2 separate regions of the Homo sapiens genome follow, and region 2 is linked to region 1. Evidence: chromatin loops called from intact Hi-C (ENCODE). Cell type or tissue: MCF 10A. All regions are shown on one strand. Links, peaks and the distances in the headings refer to the core of each region. The heading gives the core; the rest is flanking DNA. Region 1 holds the start of LINC01919 (long intergenic non-protein coding RNA 1919). Region 2 has its middle 280 kb from the start of LINC01917.

What was found. Peaks named below come from ENCODE experiments on the same cell type or tissue, not always from the same donor. Only the 100,000 strongest peaks of a DNase experiment are listed, where the experiment ranks them.
Region 2: it touches region 1 in a loop (14-fold over the local background); 6 of 110 quality-filtered maps call a loop at or near these places.

What each region holds. Positions count from the first base shown.
Region 1 is chr18:53,564,845-53,570,241 of GRCh38, forward strand. The region is part of intron 2 of LOC124904304; the gene reads right to left. LINC01919 (long intergenic non-protein coding RNA 1919) reads left to right here and starts at 3,603. Exons shown (of 6, transcript NR_110798.1): 1 at 3,603-3,706. RefSeq lists an enhancer at 1,791-2,647. In MCF 10A, for the core only: a CTCF peak has its summit at 3,321 (motif pointing right); no DNase peak of the experiment used is centred there.
Region 2 is chr18:53,862,638-53,868,034 of GRCh38, forward strand. No RefSeq gene overlaps it. Among named protein-coding and RNA genes, the nearest start is that of LINC01917, 280 kb to the left of the region's middle. In MCF 10A, for the core only: a CTCF peak has its summit at 2,308 (motif pointing left); no DNase peak of the experiment used is centred there.

The sequences.
Region 1 (5,397 bases), core at 297-5,296:
ATGACCACTTCCTTTATTACTTTCACTTACTCCATTTATTATTTATTTATTAATTTTTGAGATGGAGTCTCACTCTTGTTGCCCAGACTGGAGTGCAATGGTGCTATCTTAGTTAAATGCAACCTCTGCCTCCCGAGTCCAAGCAATTCTCCTGCCTCAGTCTCCCGAGTAGCTGGGATTACAGGCACATGCCACCATGCCTGGCTAATTTTTGTATTTTTAGTGGAGACGAGGTTTCACCATGTTGTGCAGGCTGGTCTCAAACTCATGACTTCAGGTAATCCACCTGATTTGGCATCCCAAAGTGATGGGATTGCAGGCATGAGCCACCATGCCTGGCCTATTTACTCCATTTTTTAAATGTCTTCTTTAGCCCTCTAAGGAGAAAACAAGGGAACCACAGGTCCATGTCAGAAGCTATGGACTTGCCAAGGCTTTTCTACAATGTACATGTGTGGAAAAAAATTGCCAGAGCAGAAACATTCTGCATGTCCACTGACATCAACTCAAACTGTACAAAGTTATCCAAAAATGAAAAATATATTTAAGGGACATATACAATAAATTACAGTTATCTTTTGTAACAGCTGAAAGGTAAGTTACCTCAGGATCAAACAGAATCTAGGATTGAAACGCTGCAAAATTATTTCTACTTTCTGGAAAGGTCAACCTCATACTCTCCTGTGGCAAACTGGCTTCGTTAATGTGCTGGAAAATACAATGGCTGCCAGCTCTCAAACATGACTTCCCACCCATTGTCAGAGAGGGATTGATTTGTATTATCTCTAGATGCCTAAGCTCAAACATTCCAAGCATCAGCTATGATAGGTCCTCCGTGTGTCAGGTGCTTATCCTTGCACCATCAACTATGGTCTAATATGGAGGCTATAAGAGCATGGCACCCAGCATTGTGTTCACCATGGTTGGATTAGAGTTAGGAGGTAAGACACTGGAGTATTTTCCCAAAAAATGCTCTGCTGGTTTCAGAAGGTGGAAGAAGTAGTGAGCAGACAATATTATACAAGTCCCTATAGCACAACAAAATAAAATAAAAAAAATCTTGGAATATAAGCAACTGTTGGAGAAAAGAAGGAAAAAGAGAAGATCACCAATTCCTGAGTGAAATGTGCGGCAGATTCTGATGCATTCAGTTCCTAACAACATTTGTCTTTGTGGGCTACAACCACTGGCCTAGAAAAGAAAACAAGTATCTCTGGAGTCAGCAGGATGAAAGCTGGAAGAACTGACTAAATCAGCGCTTCTCAAGATTCTCCAGGCCATGGATAATGTCGAAGACAAACACTTCTGGCATCATCCAGCACACACATTCTTCAACTGTTCCTATTAAAATACTTCTCTTGAGCAAATGAACACACATAATTCTTTGAACAAAACATAAACAAAAATGTAATTCAGTGGTTGGGTGCGGTGGCTCATGTCTGTAATCCCAACATTTTGAGAGGCTGAAGCGGGAGGATTGCTTGAGGTCAGGAGATCGAGACCAGCCTGGACAACATGATGAAACCCTAGGTCTACTAAAAACACAAAAATTAGCTTGGCATGGTGGTTCAGGCCTGTAATCCCACCTACTTGGGAGGCTGAGGCACGAGAATCACTTGAACCAGGAAGGTGGAGTTTGCAGTGAGCCAAGATTGAGCCACTGCATTCTAGCCTGGACCACAGAGCAAGGCTCTGGCTCAGAAAACAAAAAAGAAAAAAGAGAAAAGAAATGTAATTCAGACACAAAGTAATTTTTAGACATAAAAATTGATACTAGCCTATATAGATATTAATACTTAAGCCTACAGTGGGAGGTCACCATCCATGATCGTGGGTTTACCCAGGCATTCTATAGTCACGACCAGTCATTTTCAGAACAAATTATTAAGTTTCTCTGTAATGTGTCCTTACTCCACACACACAAACACACACACACACACACACACACACAGACACTCTCTCTCTCTCTCTCACATTACCCACTCCCAGGCAAACTAGATGTTTTGAATTGCTAATGGTGCAATTTAAGGCACTGTAGGTGGTATATTATAAGTTCCTTTCAAATATTGCAGGATGGATCTGTTAATGAGGGATTCTTCACAGGTTAAAAGAAGGAATCATTTCTAAAAAGCCCAGAGGAATTCCAGACTTCAAAGCTGCATTTTTCACTCTGTTTATAGTCATTAGGTCCCATGAACAGAAATTTAAAATCATAAGATACCAGGAGATAATGGGGATTTCTAATGACTAAAGGTAAAATGTCTAGACTCTCTTTGTGATGTTATACTGCAATAACTTGAAAATGAGGTAAAACAAAAACAATCATAAAAAATTAAGGTGAAACAAAAGATCACTTAACTTATGAATTTTTAAAGTGTGGGTCCAGGTTAGCTAAGTTTCCCTTTTAACTATGACTTAGGCTTTTGGGGAGCCCCTGCTGAGAAATAGATGTCTTACTAGATATCTCAGAGTTACAACTAAGGTAGAAAGCATTTTGACATAATTATGCATGTTTGTATTTATAAAGAGGTATTTTTTATTATGCTTATTATTTGGTTTTCTCCTAGAGTAGGTCAGAACACTTTCTCAAGCTGTTTTCTTGATGCAAAGATATCCATTGCACATCCAGAGACACACACACACACCATCAGAAAGCAATATCTATGTGGCATCCGGTAATATGGTGTTTTAGTCTGTTTTCTGTTGCTGTAACATAACACCACAAACAGCAATTTATTTTTTTGAAAAATTAAGTGTATTTAGTTCATGGTTGCAGAGGCTGAGAAGTCCCAGCGCATGGTGCTGGCATTTAAAGAAGGCCCTCTTGTTGCATCATAACATGGCAGAGGGGATCATAAGGTGAAAGGGCAAGAGTATGCCATCTCAGCTCCCTCCTCCTCTTCTTATAAAGCCATCAGTCCCACCATGGGAGCCCCACCTTGATGACCTTATCTAATCCTAATTACCTCCCAAAGGCCCTACCTCCAAATACTATCAATGTATGAATTTGGGGATTAAGTTTTCAACACATGAGATCTGGGGTATACATTCAAACTATAGCATATGGTAGTATCTGTCAGCTTCAGTCTTTTAGATTTCCTTTAGGATCACTGCAATCATAAGCATATGCCACAGACATCAGAATTCTCTTTGGGCGTTCTTATTATGTCTCTTGGAATAATTATATATGGCTGCCTCCCTTTTCTCAAAATCACAAGACTTCGTCTCATTAAGTCTGTGGTGAAATTGTTTCCCTGTCAACTGGTAAATGGTTGTAATTACAGCAGAAAACCACCAGATGGCAAAATGGCAAACTCACATGAATCCAGATAATAAAAGGGTCTTCCTTTCTTTGAGGGCTTCCTTCAAAAACCTTGGCCTGCGATGGCCTGGATTGCAGGAGTCCTATGATGTTGGCTAGTCGGTGTAATTGTCGGGCTTTTCCCTTAATCCATTTATGCCTGAGGTTGCAATTTTTTGAATTTTTGCAATTAGACCTTGGCGATGACCTTGAGCAGTAGGATATAAATAACTCCCTTGTGTTTAGCATTCCAGTAATGGAACACTAGCCATAATAAACCGTTCCAAAAATGCGTTCTAATGGCTCTCAAGCAAGGTCCACTTGCAGTGAAATAAACCAGAGGTTTGAATCATGGCTTGATACGAAATTATTGGAAAGAATATGGCGATGACATCCACAATGCCGGTAAATACGTTAGTATTTGGAGGACTCCAAAGGGTGGATCTGAGAGTGGAGAATGAATATACAAATCTCTAGCCTCTGGAATAGCATTATGTAAAGGCTCTGGAAAACATGGTTCCTCAAAAATCCCATTTCCGTGTTAAATCATCCTCTCATCTGGGCATTTGACTTCATAACTAATTTAAGTCCCTCTATTTGCAGTTGAAGCCCCTCTCCTTTCCTCCAGTTAACAGGAGGCTTTGAAAATGAAATATCTTTTAAAATTATTCACAAATATTCTGGTGGGACACCAAGCACACCACTTCCATATCAGATGCATTAACTTACTCATATTTTATGCATATAACTTTATATATCCATTATGAGGCAGAAAAATGATTCTGGAGATCTATGTGAATTACCTATAACTTGAATCACAACCTAAATAATATCACTATTATTCAAGGTTTTTTATTGAATATGTTTTATTTCTGCTTTAAAAGCATATTATATTTGATTTAAATGGAGTAATAAAAAGAGGAGTATTCTGATATAACCCTATAAATCATCAATTTAAAAGTAGATCTTAAGATTTCCTTATTTCCTTAATTTAGCAAGTGATTTCCAAGCTGGTGTATGGAGATAAGTAGTAATATACAAAAATGCTAACATGGGCTAGTGAACCTCTTTCATTATTTGAAAAAGCAGAATAGAAACTGAGCAGTTACCAACAAGAAGCCTCTGTCAGATAAACTAAATTTTTTCTGCTCTGGCATAGAATTATATCAGCTCAATTGAATGTGAAACGATAATGACAATATTAATAATTAATGCTTATAATAACTAATGACAAAGATGATGCTGAGTCATTTAATATTTGCAGTGTTGCCATGAGTCAGGATGTCCTCATATTATACATAATGTAACTGAGGCTAACATGTCTTTTATTCAGCAATTTGCATATGGTTTTAATGTTTCTAACAATTGAGCTTTACTATTATGAGTATTTTTGGAATAACTATCAGAAGCTCTGATAGTCATTGTGTATAAATTTACATAGATTTTGCAGTTTATCATTGCAAACATAACATTTCAGGGTAGTCATAAATATTGGTACATAAAATACATGAGTAAAATTTGAAAATGAATAGCTAATCTGGAAAAGTTTGGAAACCTCTGTTGTAGGCAGTGAAGACACAGCCTTCAACGAAAGAGTGTTGATTGGTGAAACCTTTTCCAAATCTTCATGCTGATTATTGAGCAGGTTAAAATACATATAGCTCTCCATATTACCTTTCATGCATAACAAGAATGGAAAAACCATAGACCCTCATAATAAGGGGCTCAGAATAGTAAGGATCCAACTCATGTTAGATATCATGGGGGGAGGCAGGGAATGGCTTCTCTTTTCTCATTCTCTTCAGCTTTTTCTTTTTCGTTCTGATTTTGAAGATGTTTTCTTCAACTCATCTTCCACATATTCTTTTTAAAGGTTTTCTGCTAGGATCTTTCAAACTCTGAAATATCTTCTCAGTTTCTGAATGTTCATTTTTACAGTATTTTGATTTTATACGTGCTGTATGCTCTTTTGCCTTCTAAGATATAAATATACATTTTGTTGAAATTTTCTTCTGTTTGCTGCACTTCCTTGATTATTAATTATTTGAGGCCCTTTTATATTTATTGGTCACTTTAAGATCTCTTTTTTGAAGTAT
Region 2 (5,397 bases), core at 183-5,182, 300 kb after region 1:
ATGCCTCTTGATGACATAGCTAGGACCAATGCACTCAACATAAAAATCCAAATACCACGTGGGATATTCAGTTCCCAGCCACTTAGGGAAGAAATTCAAGAGTTTGGTTTAGGAAATGTAATATTGAGATACCGTGTAGACATCCAAGTGGAGATATCAATGAGATATTTGATGTTCTGAAAAGAAGACAGAGCCTTTTGTATAATTCTGAAGGATATTTGAAATCTTAGGTTTACATGAAATCACCCGGAAAATAAATTTAATTAAGAAAAGAAGTCCATGGACTAAGCCCTGGGTTATTCTAACATGTCCAGAAGATAACCCAGAAAAAGTGATTAGAAGTGTCTTAATTTGGGTTCCCAAGCAGTAGACCCTGAGGCAAGAATTTGAGTACAAATAGTTTATTTTGGAGGTGGCTCCTGGAAACCCTGGTAGGAGAGTCTGAACTAGAGACAGGAAAGGGAAAACAGCCAATCAAGGGTACAACCAGAGCTGAATTTCACTGGGGAACTCTCCAAACCATTGCACAATGCATGCTTCGAAGTGATCCTTCCAAAGAGAAAGGAAACCAATTGCCATCAGTCTTTAGTTGGAACCTGCTCCCAGGAGACACTACTTCTTTGGTACTTAGAGATTCTCATTTTTCTAGATAAAGTGTGCTTGAATGGCCAGAAGAAGCTCAAAGGTGCATAGCTGAAAATTGGCTTGAACACGCTGAACTGATGATGCCTGAAGAAGTATGGGCAGGGCAGTAGCCTTTTTCACAAGGTGGAATGGTCAAAAAAGATGGGATAAAAGAACAGAAAAAATAACTTCCTGGAAGCCCAGTGAATTACAGGTTATTAATGCAAAATAGATGCCTGCCTTATGCTTGATATTAGGGATGTGCCCTCTACTTGTCCTTTCAGCCAACGATATTCTGTTATATTAATAAGCAGAATTTAAAAAAAAAAAAAAAAAAAAAACCACTGGTATCAAGTCCTGAAAGTAACATTCTCCTTCCACTTTTAAAGCAAGTTTTGTGTAATAGGAGACAGGTGGCTTATAAAGATAAATTGAGCAATATGATAATTAAAGGAGTGGTGCCGAGTGCATGAGCATTTATAACCTTGTGGCAAACAGAAAACCTCATTTTTGGAGGACACCATGGTGGATATAGTGTTTGTATAAAAGACAGTAGCTGAGCAATCATCAATAATGCTTATAATTAAGTACATTATACATTTTATAAAATCAAGGGAATATGCTTATTGGTTTCTGTATCCAGCTTAGATTTCATAAAAACTTAATGACTTCCGAAATAAAACTCCCCAATTTGAAAGGTCCAAAGTCCCATAAATTATGTTCTCTTACTCATTTTACATATTTCTTTTAAAAATATTTTCTTCATTGTATGAAAAATAATTGTTTCTTTTTTAATTCTTAAGTGTGTGCAAGAGAACCAGAGGAAAACATTTATCTGTAGGAAAATAAGTAAATGAGATTTGTTCTTTTGTTCACCTTATGTAAAAAGGTAACCTTTTGTGACTTTTCAATCAGGACACAGCAGATACCAAAGAAATTTGCTGCGCAATTTATGGCCTTTAGCATAACTAGCAGCAAACATATCCTAAAGCACTCTTTCTTAGGCAAATCTTAAAAACATATTCAGCATCTGAGCACCACCATTCTGTGCGTAAAGGATACTACTTTGAAATAACTCTACTGAAACTTGAATTTGCACATTTATTTTGAAGATATTTATCAAGAAAAATAATCATAGCTGATGTTTTGTGGGCTGGACAGTGTTTCCTTGGTTGTTTGCCTTTAAGAACCATTTAAAGGACCAAGGGAAGAAGGAAAATTGAAAAGTAAATTAAATGTCACAAGTGAAGAGCTGTCACCTTAGATTTAATAATGTCATCACGGAAAGTTAAATACCAGGTAATTATGAATATGAAGACGTACAAGAAATCTACTGAATAATTACAGAAACATAACCAGGATTCTCAGAGCTGAGAAGAAATTTGACTTCACCCGAAGAAGTTTCTTATTCATGAAAAAGTCTTGATTTACTGATTTTTAAAAATAATTTCAACTTTTATTTTAAATTCAAGGGGCACATGTGTACCTGCAGAGCTACCTAAAGGACTAGGACTATATACACAGCTTGCCCTTACCAGTCCAACAAATCTAGGTAATGAGAAGTTCCTGGAGTCATAAGGATGGGATTTGGCTCAATTTTACTCAAATGCAATCTATTTTATTTTTTTCCTATGCTTTTAGTACTTTACAGTGGATGTGGCCCACTGTCAATGGTGTATATGACTAGATACCTTGCAGACTGGTTCCCTCTGCAGGCAAACACGTTGTGATTATCTCACGTTGCACAGGGATAATAATTGTCACAGTGTTCGCAGGGATCATTCAAAAATGCACAGCACAGAGACTCATTATTCAACTTCACTCTTCCATACCTATTATGATATACATCATCGGAATGATGACTTTCAGGACGATATTTCAACAGCACATGTCTTTCTCTTGATGTATTGGGTTTCATACCATCGCTTTTAAAGCAACACAGAATTCCTGGTAAGTGCAAACTCATAAATAATATTACAATTAAAAATAAAAGATTACTTAGAAGGTAGCAGCATATTTAGGTGTGACTTTCAAATGATAGATGTGGGGCATTTTTCAAATCTCAGAAAGATCTATTATGTGGACTGTGAGGGAACTGGGGAGATGATGGTTTTTCATACTTTCTATACTTTTTTAATCCTTTCATAGATAAATACACAGAGACAAACTTACACTCAGATTTTAGGAGCATTAAGAACATACATGGATATTTATATTTTGATATGATAAATACGTTTCTCAGGTTGTTAACCTTCCCAAAGTGTCTTTGTTTTTATTGTCAGTTCCCACTCCTCTATCTTCCTCATTTTTCTCCTAATTAGTCATCTGGACAAGAATAAATGGAAGTGTAAGGAATAGGGCAGGAGGAAGTGCGGAACAGCAGTTCTCTCTCAAGTCAATTCTAATGACCACTATTCCAAACTCTACTGAAGATGCCAAGCTAATACAGGATGACAATTCAAAAACTACAGGTACTTCATACAAATGTTCCAGGGACTAACAGACCAGGGACCACCTAACTCACAGAAACCAACGTGGTCCCAAGCAGTAACTAGTTCTTTTTTTCTAATTATTTAACAGATATGTTTTACAATATGTTTATTACAAAGATAGTCCATTTATGTAATTTTTAAAAAGCACAACGTTTAAAAGAGTAGACAGTAAAAACTGAAGCTTCATCTCATCTTAAATCTCCAATTCCACTCCTCAGATGCAGCTATATTTAACACTTTCCTGTGTATTTGCTAGATTGGTACTGCCTAAAGTGAAATGTCATCCAAGCCATATATGTAATTTAAAGTGTTTTAGTAGCAGTATTTTAAAATTGAAAGAAACAGGTGAAATTTCCATTACTTTATTTAACCCAGTATATTCAAAATGTCATCATTTCAACTTGTAATCAAAATAATAACTTATTAATAAGGTATTTTACTTTCCTTTAATACTAAGCCTTGCAAATCCAGTGGGTTCTTTGTTCTATAGCATACCTCAGTTCAGACTAGCCACATTTCAAGGACTTAATAGTCACATGTGGTTATTGGCTACTATATTACATAATACAGTTCTAGATATAATGTGCTTGATTTTTTACACGTATGGGAATAAACTTTACACATTGTTCTGTGCTCTGCTTTAACAAGGTATTATAAAAATTTCAATATTAGCAAATGAAGATATGACTCATTGTTTCTTAACAACTGCATTTTGTATACTGTCTTTTGCTATGATTATTCCTTAAAATACATTATTTGTCACATGTGTGAGAGTACAGATTTATGTGAATTTCTTGGCCTAAGAGTACATGCATTTTAAATTTTTATATTTGATACTAAATTGCCTTCCAAAGTGGTTGGAAAGATTTATGTTCTACCCTGTATTTTCAAACTTTTAAATCCCAGCCAATTGGATAATGTAAAATATGATATTTTGTATCTCCCTGATGTCTAATTATTTTTAATTGATTTATAAGTACTTTCTTTAATATTAACAAAATTTGCCTTTTCTCTGTCAAATGTGTTATAACATTTCCTCTAGTTTGTGGTAGGGCTTTTGACATTGTGTACAGTATTATTTTGTTGAACAGGAGGTTTAAATTTTTATTTAGTCACATTTATCAACCTTTCCTCTATCATTTCTGTATTTCTTACCCACTCTATGGAAAAAATAACTGTTTTCTTATACCACTGTTTTTGTTCTACTTTTATTATTATCTTTGGGATATTTAATTATTATCTTTTGAATACTTAGTTATTATCTTTGGACTTCAGAGCCAGATAATTAAATTAACCATAATTTTTCCTTCATGATATACTTTCACTCCCATGTATGGATGACTTATATTTAGGTATTTAGTTTCAGTAATGTCGAAATCATCAAAACCCAAAAGTTAAAACATTCACAACAAATAACAATTTACCATATGATTCCTCGTATCCTATGCTCCTTACTCCCCAACACCATCAGAAATAATTATTATCCTGAATTCTGGGTTCATCACCTCTTTGCCTAAAATTTCCTTTAAAAATTATTTGTTGTAATATTTGCTGCATTTATTTTGACTAACAAGTAAAAATTGCATATATCTATGCTGTACATCATGCTGCTTTGTTATAGGTATACAGTGTAGAATGATTAAATTAGTAATGAACATATCCCTCACCCCATCTACTTATCTTTTGTATATATGTGAAGATACTAAAACTTATTCTCTTAGCAATTTTCAAGTATACAGCATATGATTACAAACAGTAGTCATCATTATATACAGTAGAGCTTTGGAATTTATTCCTCTTGCCTAACTGAAATTTTGTATCCTTTCTGTTCTGTGGGCTTGACAGTGTTTCCTATTAAACATTGAAATGTGGATGGTCCAAATCAGATTGTGCTATAGGTGAAACTACACACTAGATTTCAAAGACTTAGTATGAGAAAAAGAATGTAAAACATCTCCTTAATAATACTTTATGTTGATTACAGGTTGAAATGTTAATTTTTAGACAAATCAGGTCAAAAAATTATTAAAATTAATTTTACCTGTTCCTTTAATATATATACATATCCTTTTTAGAGAGGGGGAAAAAAAACGCGACAGCCTTACCTAGGCTGGAGTGCAGTGGCATGATCACAGCTCTTTGCAGTCTCAAAGTCCTGGGCTAAAACCATCCTTCCACCTCAGCTTCCAAGTAGCTGGGACTACAGGTACATACTGCCATACTCGGCTAATCTTTTTAAATTTTTTGTAGAAATGGGGTCTCGCCATGTTGCCCAGGCTGG